3 separate regions of the Homo sapiens genome follow, and all the other regions are linked to region 3. The links are chromatin loops, found by intact Hi-C in ENCODE. Cell type or tissue: PC-9. All regions are shown on one strand.

What was found. A loop is a pair of places that touch in the nucleus more often than their neighbours do. Peaks named below come from ENCODE experiments on the same cell type or tissue, not always from the same donor. Only the 100,000 strongest peaks of a DNase experiment are listed, where the experiment ranks them.
Region 1: it touches region 3 in a loop (7-fold over the local background); 44 of 110 quality-filtered maps call a loop at or near these places.
Region 2: a loop joins it to region 3, with 6 times the contacts of the local background. A loop is called at or near these places in 103 of 110 quality-filtered maps.

The regions. Positions count from the first base shown.
Region 1 is chr1:15,500,519-15,503,018 of GRCh38, reverse strand. The region is part of intron 6 of CASP9 (caspase 9); the gene reads left to right. Among named protein-coding and RNA genes, the nearest start is that of CASP9, 22 kb to the left of the region's middle. RefSeq lists an enhancer at 2,212-2,500. In PC-9, CTCF peaks have their summits at 1,221 and 1,423 (motif pointing right); no DNase peak of the experiment used is centred here.
Region 2 is chr1:15,422,991-15,425,490 of GRCh38, reverse strand. All of the region lies in intron 1 of EFHD2 (EF-hand domain family member D2), which reads right to left. Among named protein-coding and RNA genes, the nearest start is that of EFHD2-AS1, 12 kb to the right of the region's middle. In PC-9, no CTCF peak of the experiment used is centred here; a DNase peak (open chromatin) is centred at 1,170; H3K27ac peaks cover 1,642 bases.
Region 3 is chr1:15,322,561-15,325,060 of GRCh38, reverse strand. It overlaps FHAD1 (forkhead associated phosphopeptide binding domain 1), which reads right to left. Exons shown (of 34, transcript NM_001391957.1): 11 at 502-609. LOC124903852 (a long non-coding RNA gene) reads left to right here and starts at 1,979. Exons shown (of 2, transcript XR_007065481.1): 1 at 1,979-2,153. RefSeq lists an enhancer at 1-442. In PC-9, CTCF peaks have their summits at 1,122 and 1,328 (motif pointing left); a DNase peak (open chromatin) is centred at 1,344.

The DNA of each region.
Region 1 (2,500 bases), 180 kb before region 3:
CCCACCCCGGAGGACCCAGTGTCACATAAGAGTCCCCCACCCCGCTGTCGCCAGCAGAGTTCCCTCAGGACAACAGTAACAGGAAGTGAGGAAGGCTGCCACTCTCGGGGCTGTAGAAACCCTGCTCTGCCTCACCTCCTGTCTTATCCACAGTGTGTGGTCCAGCAATGCTCTTCCTTCGGAGCCTCCGGTCCCTCTTTCTCCTATGAATCAAATGAAAGACAGAAAGGGCAGGGGAATTAGGAATGCAGGCTGAGCAGGCATACCTACTTTCTGGACAGTTAGTCAGTCTTGTGCTCCTCCCATGCCCCATCCAGTCTCAGTCTCAACAGCAGGGAGGGCCTTTGTCACGTGAATATCTGCTGTCACTCTTAGGACTCAGTAGCAGGGCTTCCAAGGCCTTTGGTGACCTGGCCCCTGCCACTTCACCTTCCCCAGCCTGGCATGCTCCGAGTCCCCAGCACGGCCCAGCCTTCCCAGGATGTCCAGGCTCTTGCTTGCTCTTCTACCTGCTCCCCTGGCTAACTCTTTTTTTAAAATTCATTTTTACTTATTTTGTTTTAGAGATGGGGGTCTCACTATATTGCCCAGGCTAGTCTTGAACTGTTGGGTTCAAGTGATACTCCCACCTCCGCCTCCCAAAGTGCTGGGATAACAGGCATGAGCCACCGTGCCTGGCACCTGGCTGACTCTTAATCATCCATCCTTCTGGTTACAATTTATTGTCACTTCCCTAAACACCCCCTTTCTTGGCCAAAGTCAGGGTTAGCTGGCCTTTGTGCTCCTGCAGCCTCTGTCCCTCCCCTACCATAGCACTGTCTCATTGTATTGAGATGGGCTTATCCCCTGGTCAGCTCTGAGGGGAGGGCCAGGCCTACCCTGCAGCCAGGCCCCCAGCCTGGCACAGAGCCCACAGTCTGGTTGCGTCTCATGTGGATTCTAATTTGAATGTAAAGGAGAACCATACAAAAGCATCTGTGGTGGTTCACGCCTGTAATCCCAACAGTTTGGGAGGCCAAGGTGGGAGGATCTCTTGAGACGAGGAGTTTGAGACCAGTCTCTATCATAAAATTTAAAACATTAGCCAGGCCTGGTGGTGTGTGCCTATGGTCCCAGCTACTTGGGATGTTTAGGCAGGAAGATCGCTTGAGCCCTGGAGGTCGAGGCTACAGTGAGCCATGTTTACACTATTGCACTCCGGCCTGAGTGACAGAGCCAGTCTGTCACCTGTCTCTAAAAAAATAAAAAATAAAAAAAAAATATGAGCCAAATTTGGCATAATGTAGATTTCCATCATTAAAACAAAACTCACAGAAAACAGCAAGATTTCAAAGCCAGCATGCAGTGATTAAGATATCCCTTTGGAGTCGGGTCCTTGCTTTGCCTCCGCAGGCTGCGTGACCTGGTGCTTAACGCAGTTACCACATGGTGGCGCCACGTCAGCTGAGAGCAGAAATAGAAAGGTCCCCGTTCTTCACTAGTGCCTGGCGAGGGGTCTGTTTACATGCATCAGAACACCTGTCCTGGGTTTTGAGGACTCTTGTATTGCTATTTTATAACTCACTATAATACTTTAAAAATATTTAATTTAAAAATCATTTAATAATTAATTTAAATATAATAATAAATAATTTAAAAATCATTTTTAAATAATAATTTTAAAACCCTCCAACATGTCATCCACCCATTCATTAGGAGGTAACAGCACCAGGGCTGAAAAATGTGCATTAAAGTCGATAACTTTGGTGTGCAACGTCAGCGTGATAGGCAACCAAGTAGCCACCTCTCTGAGGCTGAGCCGTCAATTTTGGGGTGACCCCTCTTTGGGATTTGAGAGATCGGGCTGAGAAGACAGAAAGCAATGACAATATGCTGCAGTGGTCGTGGATTTTCTGTGCGGAGGGAACATCTCCTCCTACTGTATATTTATTCTTGTGGGGAATGAGTCCTGCCCTACGGGGAGTTTTGCATTAATGAGGCTCTCTAAGAACCGAGGCTCTCCAAGAACCAAGCCATGCATACAGTGCAGAACACCCTAGGCAAGGCCTTCACATCAGATTTGTGGGCTGAGGCTGACACGTGAACGGAGCTGCCTTAGCGCCCCGCCTGACCCCCTCTTTCCTTTCCCCCACACCCCCTGCTCTGATCTGCTGTCTCTTCTCAGCCTCTCTGCTCACCCTGTCTCTTCTGGCCATTCTTAACGGCATCCCCCACTTAGGCATCCCTCCGCCCCCACAGGCTGCCAGGCAGACCCAGCACCATCACATTCACGCCTCAGGCCTCCTTGCTGTGCTGTTTCACGTCATTCCCAGACACCTGGGGCAGATTCCGGAGTCTCTACCAAGAAAACAACCAGAAGCAATGAACCACAAAATCTGGAGAAAAACATGGCTGTCACAGATCAAAGAGGCCCCCCTTTGGAGGCTGGGGGCCTCCGTGAGAAGCAGTGGGATAGTTGAGAGGCAAAAAACATGGGGCAGAATTCCGCGCCCCTCATATC
Region 2 (2,500 bases), 100 kb before region 3:
TGCAGTGGCTCAATCTCGGCTCGCTGCAGCCTCCGCCTCCCGGGTTCAAGTGATTCTCCTGCCTCAGCCTCTTGAGTAGCTGGGACTACAGGCATGCACCACCACACCCAGCTAATTTTTGTGTTTTTAGTAGAGACAGTGTTTCACCATGCTGGCCAGGCTGGTCTTGAACTCCTGACCTCAAGTGATCCACCCACCTCGGCCTCCCAAAGTATGGGGATTACAGGCATGAGCCACCGTGCCTGGCCGAGAAGGAATTCTCAATACCACGGCAGGGTGGATCAGGCTCTGAGCTGAGCACTCACTCACCACCTCCATGACCAGCTGGCTTACTGGCATCTCCATGGGCACTTGGAGGACATCTCACCCCCACCCTAGATGGCAGAACCTTGCAGGCAAGGGCATGGTTTCTCAACCTCAGACCTTAAACAATCTGGACAGAACAAATCCTTGCCGTAGGGGCTGTCCTGTGCATTGTGGGATGTTTATAGTAGCATCCCTCCTGAGTTGTGACAGCTAAAAATGTCTCCCAGACATTGTCGAATGTCCCCAGCAGGATAAAAGCATTCTCCGCTGAGAAGCACTGGAATAGGGGATGTGACGTGGGTGTGGAAGGCGGCCTCTTTCCATGTGATAAATGACTCTTCTTACTCAGCACCCTCTGTACTGGGGGGTCTATTTCATGCCCCCCAGCTTGCCCTAGGTACTGGGAAGGAGGTTAAAAAGCACACAGTAGGTGCTCAAAAATGTGTAATGAAGAAATAAGACGTGAATAAATGAAGGGGTATCTAAGGCAGGGCCTCTGCCTTTGTCGAGGGCACAGAGCAGGACGGGGGCAGGAGGCAGGGCCAGGTGGCAGGAGGCAGCCTGGGTGTGTTCAGGGACGTGTGGTGCAGTGCCTGCAGGGAGTGGCGGAGATTGGCGGGGTGGTGGGGAAGCCGGGAACAAGCATCGGGCGATAGAGATGCCTCCCCTCTGCCCTGCACTCTCAGGTTCTCTTTTTTTCTACCACTAACAACCTGGCAGAGACAGGGGTGGGGTTGGGGGCAAGTCCCTCTTGACTGGCTTCTGTGTAGTAAGAGTCTAGGTGGCCTTTCTGCCTGTTGCCTGGCTGGGAAGGCACCACTGGTTCCTGGAGCACACAGCCTGGTGAAAGAGGGCGAGGCGCTGTTTGCCCAGCTGGGCTCTCTTATCAACCAAACACCTGCCCTACTGGTCTCTGGGAACAGCGTAGGAGGAAGACAAGATGGGGGCTGGGGAGAGTGATCCCAGAGTTGGTAACATGGGTTTTTCTTTTTTTTTTTTTTCTTTTTGAGACGGGGTGTTGCTCTGTTACCCAGGCGCGATCACAGCTTACTGCAGCCTCTACCTCCTGGGCTCAAGCGATCCTCCCGCCTCAGCCTCCCAAGTAGCTGGGACTGCAGGTGCATGCCACCATGACTGGCCAAGTTTTGTATTTTTTTTGTAGAGACGGGGTGTCAATATGTTGCCCAGGCTGGTCTCAAACTCCTGGGCTCAAGCAATCCTCCTACATCAGCCTCCCAGAGTGCTGGAATTACAGGCGTGCACCACTTTGCCCAGCCAAAATGGGTTTTTCTGCACCTAAAGAAGGCTTGTGCAGTCCCCCAGGCCTTGAACTGGCTGGGTGACAGTGCTGGTGACAGCAGCGCAACACAGGTGGATGTGTTCCAGAACCCTATGTCCCGGGCGCTTGAGCTTCTGCATGAATATGTCTCATTTCTGCACCTTCTTACGGGCTCCCCAGCTCCTTTCGCCTTCTCTAGTTAGGTGTACTTTGAACACCTAATAGCAACCATGTACTGAGATCTGTCTTTATGCTGGGAACTGCTTACTTTACTTAATTTTCCTAATAACCTTATTTTATGACCAAGGCTCAGAGAGGTTAAGTGACCCACCCACAGTCACACAGCAGTAAGGAAGGAGCTGGGCTTCCAGACTTGATCTGCTGGGCTCATAAACTTGCACATTTGCTCTGTACCCAGCCCCTCCCCAACGTGTCCTGGGGCTGCTGCAGAACACAGACGGCTGCCTGGAGCACAAGGGGAGCATTTGTGCGAGGGGTATAAATAGTTCACGAGCCAGTGAGTCAGTGGTTGAAAGTGACACAGCAAAGATGGGTCTTGGGAGCCCTGGAGGGAACACAGGGTCCTGCGGCTTCTGCCCCACTGATGGATGAGGGTTGGGGTGGAGGTGGATGGGCCAGCAGCCCCTGTGGGCAGTGGCCACCTCTGTGACAGTAGAAGGTGTGGGACTCAGAGGGTCAGGCAGGCCAAAGCTGCTGTGGTCCAGCCTCCACCTGGAGCTGGAGGGGTTCTGGGGGGCACAGCGGAGGCGCCTCCTGCCATCTCTGGTCCCTGTTTGCTGCCTGGTAGAGGGCTGGGCGGGCGCCACATGACCGTGGGGCTGTGCAGGAGCACCTGGTGAGGGACTCAGTCTTTCCTGAGCCAAGTCACGAGGACTCCCCTCCTCAGTGCCCCCC
Region 3 (2,500 bases):
CAGACCAGGTCGGAGTGGCTCACCCACAGCCGGGAGCTTCTCCATCCAGCACGCACTTTGGACACTCCAGGGTTTTACCTTATTAAGAAAAGTGGCATTTCCTTATAGACACTGTCTGTAATGTCTGCTGGGGCCCAAGGGGAAGAAAGATTGTGGTAAATGTCAGGACTAAAAACATTAAGGAGAAAATGCTAGAAACACCACTGGGGGCAAGGAGCTCGGTTAACTGGGGGCAGGCATCGAGCCGGGATTGGCTGCCTGGTCCGGGTCTCGGGTCATCGTAAACTATTCGAGTGGGAGGCCTCCCAGCAGCAGAAACCTGTTAAGCGATGTCCATGGGGGTGGGGAGCTGCAGACAGCCTCTGCTCATGAGATAAATGGGAGAATTAACGCACGTCTGTCTTTCTACCTTGGGCGTCCTCCTCTCTCACCCCCACTGGCTGCTTGGGTGCAATCATTGGAGAGCGTGGGCCAATGAGGGGGGCTCTGGAACATGCCTACCTGACCTACTGCCCTCTCCAAATTGATTTTAATGACGCTCTCTCTGTTCCCCATTTCTTGCAGCTGAAGCAATTTCCTTCTGGAATCCTCCTGAAGCTTCTCTTCAACCTGAAATGACGATGAAAGCGAGTACTTGCTGCTAATGTGATCATAATGCACTCTGGGGAGATTCCTCTAGGATGTCTAATGGCCGTGGGGGGTCCCAGAGGGGTAGGCACAGCTGCAGCCCATGTGGCAGGGGTCACAGGCGTGCGCGGGGTGGAGCCAGGCTAGGGGGGCACTGTCCGTTGGGGGAAAGGGCTGGGCTCTGCACCCTGGGCTCAATATTTGTCCTACCCCAGGCTCTAATCCCAGCCCGGTCCCTAGCAAGCTGTATGACCTCAGCAAAGTCATTTCACTGCTCTGTGATTCAGTGTCCTTATCTGTCAAATGGGGTGATACTAGTTCCCTCTTCGCAGAGTTATTGTGGGGATTTTAAAAAGTTTGGAATAGTGACAGCGCTTCGTAAGGGCTCTATAAGTGTGTTAGATGTTGTGACCTAGAACAGGTGGATGACAGTAGCCACTATACAGAGTCATCCTAACACCATAAGGAACTGCCGCCCATCGTGGGCACTTGGTAAATGTTAACTGCTGGGTTTATTATTGTAACTGTTTATTGCTACCACTTCTAGCACACTTACCAAGGGAAACTGCTCTGGGAGCTAAGCAATGGCTAGTAAAGAATTGTAGCCTGCAAAAGAAGGCGTTTAAAGTGGGGAAACTTGCCCATTTTCCCCCGCTTGCTCGAGTAATGGGCAACTCGAGGTGAGCTTGGGCGTGTTCGGTGCTGCCCTCTGCTGGCCATTACAGGACCCTGCAGCTGCTCAGTTCATGTCTGAACCATGAACATTTTGGGCATCTGCTGAGCCAGGGCTCAGGCACTTGCAGGAAATGAGACAAACTCTCCTAGATGAGAGGATTTTGTTCTGAAACAGCCTCACAAGTGGTTTATTAGGGGGCTAGAGAGGGGTCACACAGATTTCATGTAAAACACCCAGAGCAACCTGTAAAGCTTTCTTCTGAGTGGCAGGGTGCAGCCAGTCCCCAGTGAGCTGTTTCCCGGGAAGGCCGGCTAAGCTCGCTGGGCCTCAGTTTCCTCACTTACATCCTCTCAGGTGTAAACATACCCCAGCTTCTGTTTCGGCGGACGTTTTTCAAATGCTGCGAAAGCAGAGGCTGTCCTGGGCTCTGTTCTGGCTCCTCCTCTCAATGACTGGCCTCCCCGCCCCCAGCCCCAGCTCTGGCAGTCCTGTTCTTCATATCACTGCCACACAGCAGGCCTTTGGCACCAGCTGTCAGAGATTTATTTATTGAGCTCCTCCTCTGTGCATGGTGATAGGGTTTGGCTGTGTGTCCACCCAAATCTCAACTTCAATTGTATCTCCCAGAATTCCTAAGTGTTGTGGGCGGGACCCAGGGGGAGGTAACTGAATCATGGGGGCCGGACTTTCCCGTGCTGTTCTCCTGATGGTGAATAAGTCTCACGAAATTGACGGGTTTATCAGGGGTTTCCACTTTTGTTTCTTCCTTATTTTTCCCTTGCCACCGCCATGTAAGAAGTGCCTTTCGCCTCCCGCCATGATTCTGAGGCCTCCCTAGCCATGTGGAACTGTAAGTCCAATTAAACCTCTTTTTCTTCCCAGTTTCGGGTGTGTCTTTAACAGCGGTGTGAAAACGGACTAATACACATGGTCTGAGGCTAGGCCCTGAGCACCTTTGGCCGTGACGCCTCCTTGCCTCTAATTTATTTCCTTCCAGAACATCCTTCATGGTCCTGTGAGAGGGTTACCAAGTGGTGGGGCAGCACTGTCTGGTAGAACTTTCTGCAATGATGAAGTGCTCTAACTCCATACTGTCAAATAGGGTGGACACTGGCCACATCTGGCTATTGAGCACTTGAAGTGTGGCTCATGTGACTGAGGGACTGAATTTTACATTATATTTAATTTCACCTAAAT